Linked DNA regions of Homo sapiens: regions 2 and 3 are each linked to region 1. Evidence: chromatin contacts called from ENCODE Hi-C or POLR2A ChIA-PET data. All regions are on one chromosome and are shown on one strand. The core of a region is the stretch at or near the end of the contact, and the rest is flanking DNA. Distances in the headings are between cores, read along the strand shown.

What was found. A loop is a pair of places that touch in the nucleus more often than their neighbours do. ChIA-PET counts read pairs that join two places held with the same protein, here RNA polymerase II (POLR2A). Pooled maps may share reads with other maps.
Region 2: a map of CD14-positive monocyte shows a loop between it and region 1 (5-fold over the local background). The contact joins the promoter of KDM4A here to the promoter of DMAP1 in region 1. A Hi-C loop is called at or near these places in 2 of 168 maps with a recorded cell type or tissue (CD14-positive monocyte and CD8-positive, alpha-beta T cell), 4 of 37 single-sample maps with no recorded cell type and 10 of 50 pooled maps. POLR2A ChIA-PET finds 5 or more read pairs at or near these places in 2 of 52 experiments (CD4-positive, alpha-beta T cell and activated T-cell).
Region 3: a map of CD8-positive, alpha-beta T cell shows a loop between it and region 1 (9-fold over the local background). The contact joins the promoter of EIF2B3 here to the promoter of DMAP1 in region 1. A Hi-C loop is called at or near these places in 1 of 168 maps with a recorded cell type or tissue (CD8-positive, alpha-beta T cell) and 4 of 50 pooled maps. POLR2A ChIA-PET finds 5 or more read pairs at or near these places in 1 of 52 experiments (OCI-LY7).

What each region holds. Positions count from the first base shown.
Region 1 is chr1:44,212,048-44,214,747 of GRCh38, forward strand. It overlaps DMAP1 (DNA methyltransferase 1 associated protein 1), which reads left to right and starts at 1,424. Exons shown (of 10, transcript NM_019100.5): 1 at 1,424-1,811; 2 at 2,303-2,394; 3 at 2,656-2,700. The coding sequence starts at 1,707. RefSeq lists a silencer at 733-832 and enhancers at 1,230-1,524, 1,263-1,502, 2,268-2,700.
Region 2 is chr1:43,648,859-43,651,558 of GRCh38, forward strand. It overlaps KDM4A (lysine demethylase 4A), which reads left to right and starts at 1,291. Exons shown (of 22, transcript NM_014663.3): 1 at 1,291-1,394. RefSeq lists a silencer at 1,058-1,177.
Region 3 is chr1:44,985,303-44,988,002 of GRCh38, forward strand. It overlaps EIF2B3 (eukaryotic translation initiation factor 2B subunit gamma), which reads right to left and starts at 1,293. Exons shown (of 12, transcript NM_020365.5): 1 at 1,191-1,293. RefSeq lists enhancers at 1,067-1,336, 1,295-1,876, 1,587-1,636 and a silencer at 1,427-1,516.

The DNA.
Region 1 (2,700 bases), core at 174-2,673:
GTGTTTCTCCTTCTCCACTAAATATAAGCTCCACCAGTAGCTATTTGTATCTCGTTCACCCACTGCATGCCCAGAGTCTAGAATAGTGCCTGGCACATACATTCCTTTATGTACTGTGATCCCTGTCTTCACAGAAATGAGTCTATTAGAGATATATATTAAACAAGTAATTACACAATTAATTAACTACAACTAGGGTCAAGTGTTTCAGGCAGCCAATTGCTCTCTCCCTTTCTGGCTCCAAGGACCATTTCCTTACCCTGTGGACAATTTCTGCTGTAAGACTGTGACTTCCTCCGGCAACTGTTTGGAGCTCAGTGGATCCATCCAGGAATCAGACCCAGGAACAGGTTTGTACCTCCAGGCCTAGTTCTCCAAAGTTTTGGGGACTAGTCAGGCTTGTGGCTACAGCTGTTGTATCCCCTTGTCTTCTCCAGGCCAGAACAGGCTACACCACTTATAGCTAACTTGCGCAAACTGTCTGCTCCTCTAGTCCCTGCTGGTATCTTTGGCAGGTCTCGACTTGGGGTCTGGCCTTCTTAATGCCTTAACAAGCCCCACCCTATCCCACAGGCTATGTGTCCTTCAAATTGACAGGCTGGTTTGCAGACTGCTGAAGCTGGGAGCTGCTTTCCTTGTCCCTTGTGCCCTTCCTCAGGACCTCCTGTCTCTCTCTTTCCAGGAAGATCCCCAGGTTTATTCCCTTGAGGGATACTTCTAAGCTGGTTCCTGCTTGGGGCTGTGTTTTGGGCTTCTTCGTAGCCCAAAGAGTGCAGCTAGCTCCTGTACTAGTGAAGTGCCACGAAGCTGGCCTCCAGGAAATCCCCACGAGGCCACAACCCACAGCTATCTCCATCAGAGGAGGTGCAAATGAGGGCCCACACCTTACTCCATTTTGGCAGCCGCCCTAGGAAGCTCTGCCTTTATTTCTTCATCTTCAAGCTTATCACAATTTGAAGTTTATCTCTTCACCTCCAAGCTTAGCACAGTGCCTAGTACATATTAGCACTTAATGAAGAGGGGGCAATTCAAATCATTAACTCATTTAATAAAAAAATAGTAAATGTCCCACGCACCGTGCTAATGTTTTACAAGGATTCTTGGTATTTCATTTACACAGGTGCCATTACAATTTCCATTCGGCAAATAAAGAAAAAGGTCCAGAGAAATTAAGTGACTTCCCAAAGTCACAAAGTTCTGGTATCTCTTCACTGCCTGAGACGCAACGGAGCATCGTAGAGGGAAAATGCCAGAAAGCAGGCAGTGCACCAATGAAAACAGGCTCGCGGGAGAACCAAAGGGTGGCAAGCTCAGCACGGCCAGTAGCTTTCACCCTCGGTTGCCAGTCGGCTTCGTTTCCTACAACACCGACCGGAAGTGTTTCTGTCGGCCGCGTTCCGAATGAGCACCGCCGGAAGTTTCTGCCGCGGCTTTGCGGGGACGGGGGAGTGGTAGTGGGGGCTGCAGCTGCCGGACCCAGGTGCGGAAGTGCGAGGGCCCAGGTGGCTGAAGGGGCCGTTAGGAACATCCAAGCGGTGGGGCACAGGCAGATCCCCGACCTGACCTGGACCACCCTTCTCCTCTTGGCCCGCCCCTTCAACTCGCCTCCGCTTAGGTCTGGATTGGCCCCGCCCCCTGACCTGAGCCTGGTCCTTCTTCAGGCACTGACCCTTGACCTCCGGTGGCTCCCCCATCTCTCAGGCGCGATGGCTACGGGCGCGGATGTACGGGACATTCTAGAACTCGGGGGTCCAGAAGGGGATGCAGCCTCTGGGACCATCAGCAAGAAGGACATTATCAACCCGGACAAGGTAGCAGGGGCACCTGAAAGCGTTGACTAGGGGAGGGTAGGGGAGTGAAGATGGGGAGGAGTGACAACGGGCAAGGGATGGGTGCTACACTTACAGTGAGTTGGGCGATAAAAGGGGTGACATAACAGGACAGGGAATATGTGTCATCCTTGATGGGAGGGAGGAGATGGGACATCGTGGGAGATGGTGGGACCAAGAGGGTATGACACCTCTAAGAGCTGAGAGGACCAGGCAAGTGTGATTTTTGCAAGATATTGTTGGGGAGAGATCAAGACATTGTAACAGTCTGAGAGTTGGTGGGATGGGGAGGGGACTGCTCTGATTTGGGCGTAGGATGGTGTTCCTGGGAGTGGGTTTCTGTGCCTTTACAGTGTGTCAGTTTGCCTGTCATTGACCCTGTAGGTGCTGCTTTGTTCAGGGATTGAGCTGGACTAAAGAATTTTCAGGAAAGGGTCTAGGTTGTGGTTCCTTTCTGTGGTTTCCTTCCTCAGAAAAAATCCAAGAAGTCCTCTGAGACACTGACTTTCAAGAGGCCCGAGGGCATGCACCGGGAAGTCTATGCCTTGCTCTACTCTGACAAGAAGCAAGTATTGGAGTCCCAAGTCCCCCAGGTTTTGGCCCCTGATTCACCTGCCATGCCCCTAACTCCTAGTTTTCTCTAACAATTTTCTCCTCCCCAGCAAGGGCTCCTGCTTGCTTAGCAGGATGCAGGAGGACCTGAAGTCTTTTGCTCCAGGACATGACTTTCTTGCTATAGGGTAGGGTAGATCAGCTCCCTGGGACAAAAAGCTCTTTAACACACCTTCTGATTCTAACCTCGCATCTCCCTAAACCTCCCTGCCAGGGATGCACCCCCACTGCTACCCAGTGACACTGGCCAGGGATACCG
Region 2 (2,700 bases), core at 41-2,540, 560 kb before region 1:
GGCATTATTTTTTCCATTTTATTGATGTGAACTCCCAGGCTCAGAGAAGTTACTAGTTTTGAACACAGGCCTGACTCCATATAGCTCTTTCCAGGGCACTACCCCATTATTCATCCATGGTAATTCTGTATATTTTTTTATGACTCTGGTTGTGGGTATTTTACTTTCCTACTTGACCTTCCCCACTACCCTTGACAATCTGGGAATTCCTTAAGGCGACTCACTACCCCTCAGGAACCGCTCCTAATGACTTCTAGGAAGCCCCCTCGCCCTCCAGAAGTGCCTCTTCTGATTCCCAGGATGCCCCCCTCTCCGCCCCAAGAGCTGCTCCTAATGATCCCCCAAATCCCCGCTCACTGAGGAACTGCTTTTTTTTTTTTTTTTTTTTTTTTAGACGGAGTTTCACTCTTGTTGCCCAGGTTGGAGTGCAATGGCGCGATCTCGGCCCACCGCAACCTCCGCCTCCCGGGTTCAAGCGATTCTCCTGCCTCAACCTCCGGAGTAGCTGGGACTACAGGCATGCAACACCACGCCCGGCTAATTTTGTATTTTTTTTTTGAGTAGAGACGGGGTTTCTCCATGTTGGTCAGGCGGTCTCAAACTGCCGACTTCAGGTGACCCGCCCGCCTCGGCCTCCCAAAGTGCTGGGATTACAGGCGTGAGGGACCACGCCCGGCCAGGAATTGCTTTTTAATGACCCTAAGGAGAGCCTCCCTCATGGTCTGTCCTAATGACCCTCAGGGCAGCTTCCCTTCCCTGTTCAGGCTTGACAGCGAATGAGGGGTTTCCAAGGCCACGGGATTTTGTTTTGAAAACCGAGACACCCAGGACAAACCGGGACAAGACGGTCATCTTTTCAGCACTCCCTGAGCTCGGAAGCTGCCCCTAAGGGCCCCGACACATTTCCACGTTAGGCAAAGAGGATACTCATCCCAAGAAAACTTTGGCCTATCCTTTCGTTAGCGACATCCTATAGTAACCTCACCGCCCTTACCCATCTACCGGACCGGCCCACTTCCAGGTACTAGCTTCTTTCAACCCTGATTAGTTATGGGTGACCAGGAGCCCGCCTATGATTGGCCAGCTTCGCGATCCAGCTAGAGGCTCACTGGCCGCGGTCCCTAGTGGTACAGCGTTTCCTCCCGGCAACAGCCCGAGCCGGCGCTCATAGGCTGAGCACACTGAGGTCGGGACTGGGAGGTGGCTGCGGCGCGTGCTCATTGGCTGGTGTATGGCTTGCAGCCACCCTTGAATTGGTTGACTCTGTACGGCTGCGCAGATGCCGACTTTAGAGGAGGCGGAGTTTCGGCCTTCGCCTGCTGGAAAAGCAGTAGGATCGGCCAGTGGCGACAGCAGGAGCTGAGCCTAAGCCCTGGCGGGGCTTTGGGCTGTAGGTGAGAACTATAGGGTTTTGGAATTCTCGAGGATCATTGCCGCTGTAGCAGTGACCGTGAGTTTTGGTGGGGGAGGGGCGGTGGGGGTGGGTCTTCCAGCGGTGAGTGATCGGCATGTTTCTCGGCCAATAGGAGAAGGAGCTTCCAGAATGGGTTCTGAGATTGGTCCTTTCCAATCTTCAAGGCCAATGGACCTCGGGAGAGGGGGGCGGGTCATCTGGGCCTTATTTTCTTCTTCCTGCGGCCGAGCTTCACTCGCCAAGGCGGCGGGGCCGGGAGGGGCCGAACCTGTGCGCGGTGAGGTTCGGGGACGGTGGGGAGCAGGGTGCGCTGCCTTTGGAGTGATGCTCGCGGGAGCGGCTGCGAGGGAAGGGTGCGGGAGTCCGAGGGGGTTGTTAGCAACAGCTAGCTTTATTGAGTGGGTAAGTACCGGGCCTAGTGCTTAGTGCTTCGCTTGCATCATCTGAGCTAATCACAGCGACCCTGCAGGGCAGGGGGTTGGGATCCCCATTTTACAGGTGGAGAAACTGAGACTCAAGTCAGCTCACACAGCCAAGGTCACATAGCTAATAAACGGCAGAGACCGGATCTGTATTCAGAGTTTTGACTTCGGAGCCGGTGTTCTTGAATCTCTAGGCTTTGTTACTGATTGGGAGGGAAGGTGTCATGAAACGGGAGCTTTCCCCAGGGAACAGATTTGGGGGAAGGGAATCCTAGGGTTGAAGAAGGGATGAACAATTGAGGTGAGGGTGAGGAAATCAGTTTTTCAACAGTTACCGATTGCCTACTCTGTGCCATGCATTGTTCTAGGCATACAAAGATGAATAGGGGCAGAGGCTGATGAAGCCCATTAGGGCCCCTTTGAAGGCCCGGGGAAGGGCCCCAACATTGTATTCACATGATTGTATGTTTTTATAAAATGTGCAAAAGTAAGATATTTTGGATTCATTTTTCTTTTTAAGAGGGTCTTCAAAATTAAATAAACTTCGGGTTTCTCCACACTTGGAGCTGCCCTTGCAGAGGACTTAGTCCAGGTGGAGATGAGTATGTAAGCAGTATAGAGCAGTGGAAGGTGCACTTAAGAGTGGGCTGTGGGCAAATTTCCTGGTATGTAAAACAGGGAGAACAGTATACCTGCCATGCAAAGTTTCTGCCAGGTTCATGAAAAGCGCCTGTTTAGAAACACGCCTTATTTTTGATAGGAAGCCTAGGAGATACGGGTAACTGGATTTGCCTTCTCTCCTACCTTACACAGTTGTGCTCCGTGTTCTGCTCCCAGGCCTGTAACTAGATTTCTGGTGGATTG
Region 3 (2,700 bases), core at 43-2,542, 770 kb after region 1:
CTCTTGCCTACAAAGCCATTCCTAACCGTTCCCACCCCTCCAGAAGTGACTCCTTTTCCCGAAGTGCTTCCATTCTGCCATGTGCAGATTCTCTTAGCCTTTACGGGTTTCATTGCACGTATGTGTTTAAATGTCTACTTAAGTGTAACATTAATGTCTCTTAAATGTCTACATAAGAGTGTAAGAGTGACTTTCTTGGACTGTGTGTGCATCATCACTGTATTCCCAGTCAGATGCCAGAAATCAAAGTGGAATGAGGACCTGTGAACTTCACAACTGTATAAGAGTCAAACTCAAACATGTGCATAAGGGCATTAGAACCCAGGTCACTAGGAACTGAGGTTCCAGCTCTCAAGGAGGCCCTGGGTGAAGAAAGGCAACCTAGGAAGCATGAATAGTAATCATGAACATAACTAATCATGCTACCAGGCAGACTGTCAAATGCTCATGTCACTGCCACGACTATGGCTGACGGGAATCATGGCAACGAGTCTCGCTGCCTCCCAAGCTTTGGAGAGGGTGTTCACCGCATCTCAGACTTGCCTGCATCATAGCACTCATGCCTTTTCCAGTTGTAAATAGATAAGAAAACTGTATCAGAATTGGTCTGTCATTCCACGTGTGCTGCCTGAAGGCAGAGACCTCACTGCTCCTCCCTATATTTCACTGCCCTGCATCCAAACAACTAAAGGCAGGCTGAACAAATGAATGAAGGGCTGAGGCTGAAAGAGTGCAGGCACAGTGCTAAAGGCGTCTGGTACCGGTCTGGTGCTCGCTCACTCGCTGTGACTTTAAGCAGAACCCTCCCCGAAACTTCGTTTCTTTCTTTTCTTTTCTTTTTTTTTTTTTTTTTGAAACGGAGAGTCTCACTATGTTGCCCAGGCTGGAGTGCAGTGGCGCGAATTAGGCTCACTGCAACCTCCACCTCCTGGGTTCAAACGATTCTCCTGCCTCAGACTCTCGAGTAGCTGAGATTAGAAACTTAGTTCCTCCATCTGTTGCATAAGGTGGTTGGCTCGGATTCTCATCCCCAACCTCCCTTCTACTTCGGACACAGCTACACCGGGTCGAGCAGGGAGTCGAGCTGACAACTTCGGGGCTCAGCACCCTCTCCTACCCCTTCGGGTCCACCTCGGCCCAGTTCGACATGCCCGCCTCCCTCAGATGAGTGGCCCCACCGCACTGCTCACCCGGGTCAGCCAGCTTGTGTGCGGCCTGGCAGGGCAGAAGTCACAGCTATAACTCAGCTCCCGGCACGCCGCAACCGCTCCCAGCGATCTCCACGCCGCCTCTGACTGACAGCCCAATGGCGCAGGCGCGCGATGGCCGAGAAACTCGATGGAACGCGCAGAGCAGACCCATGGAGAAGAGAAGACCGCCGAGCGATGGATGACGGAGGGGAAGCACACTCAGCGGAGAGGAGGGAAGGCGGGCCGGAGGGGGCGGGGCCACCGAGGAGCATTCGACACGTGTGTCCCTCTGTCCATTAACACATTACCAACGCCTTTTGAGTATTCCTCCCAGTGCAGGGTGCCGGGAACCCAGACGGAACAACTCAGCCTCTTTCCTCAGGGAGTAAGTCTAAGACCTGGCTTCGAGTACATTCGGTGAAAGAAAGCTCATTGGGAGCCGCAATTTTGGCTAGCTAGTGAAAAAAATCACCGAATGCCCCTGCAGGGGTTGCCAGGACTTCCTATTTGTTTTTGTTGTTGTTGTTGTTGTTGTTTGTTTTTTGTTTTTTTTGAGACGGAGTCTCGCTCTGCGTCGCCCAGGCTGGAGTGCAGTGGCGCGATCTCGGCTCACTGCAAGCTCGGCCTCCCGGGTTCACGCCATTTTCCTCCCTCAGCCTCCCGAGGAGCTGGGACTACAGGCGCCTGCCACCATGCCCGGCTAATTTTTTTGTATTTTTAGTAGAGACGGGGGTTTCACTGTGTTAGCCAGGATGGTCTCGATCTCCTGACCTCGTGATCCGCCCGCCTCGGCCTCCCAAAGTGCTGGGATTACAGGCGTGAGCCACCGCGCCCGGCCCGGGACTTCCTATTTGTAACAGGGCCACTCACGTTAACTTTAGCCATCAAAACTGGGGGCGGCTGGGCATGGTGGCTCATGCCTGTAATCTCCGCAATTTGGGAAGCCGAGGTGGGAGGATTGCTTGAAACCGGGCGTTCAAGACCAGCCTGTGCGAGAGAGCCTCCAGTCTCTACAAAAGTAAAAATTAGCTGGGCATGGTAGTGTGTGCCTGTAGTCCCAGCTGCTCAGGAGGCTGAAACGGGAGGATCGCTTGAGCCCAGGAGTTCGAGGCTGCAGTGAGCTATGATCGGGCCACTGCACTCCTCCTGCCTAGACGACAGAGTGAGACCCTGTTTTTTTTTTTTAATTTAGTTTTTATTTCATAATCATAAACTTAACTCAGCAATCCAGTTAGGCATGGAAAGGAACAAGGAAAACATGGAACCCAAAGGGAACTGCAGCAAGAGCACAAAGATAAGATACTGCGAGCAGGCCGGGCGTGGTGGCTCACGTCTGTAATCCTAGCACTTTGGGAGGCCGAGGCAGGCAGATTGCCTGAGCTCAGGAGTTCAAGATCAGCCTGGGCAACATGGTGAAACCCCGTCTCTACTAAAATACAAAAAAAAAAAAAAAAAGAAAGAAAGAAAGAAAGAAAAAATTAGCCAGGCATGGCGGCGTGCGCCTGTAGTC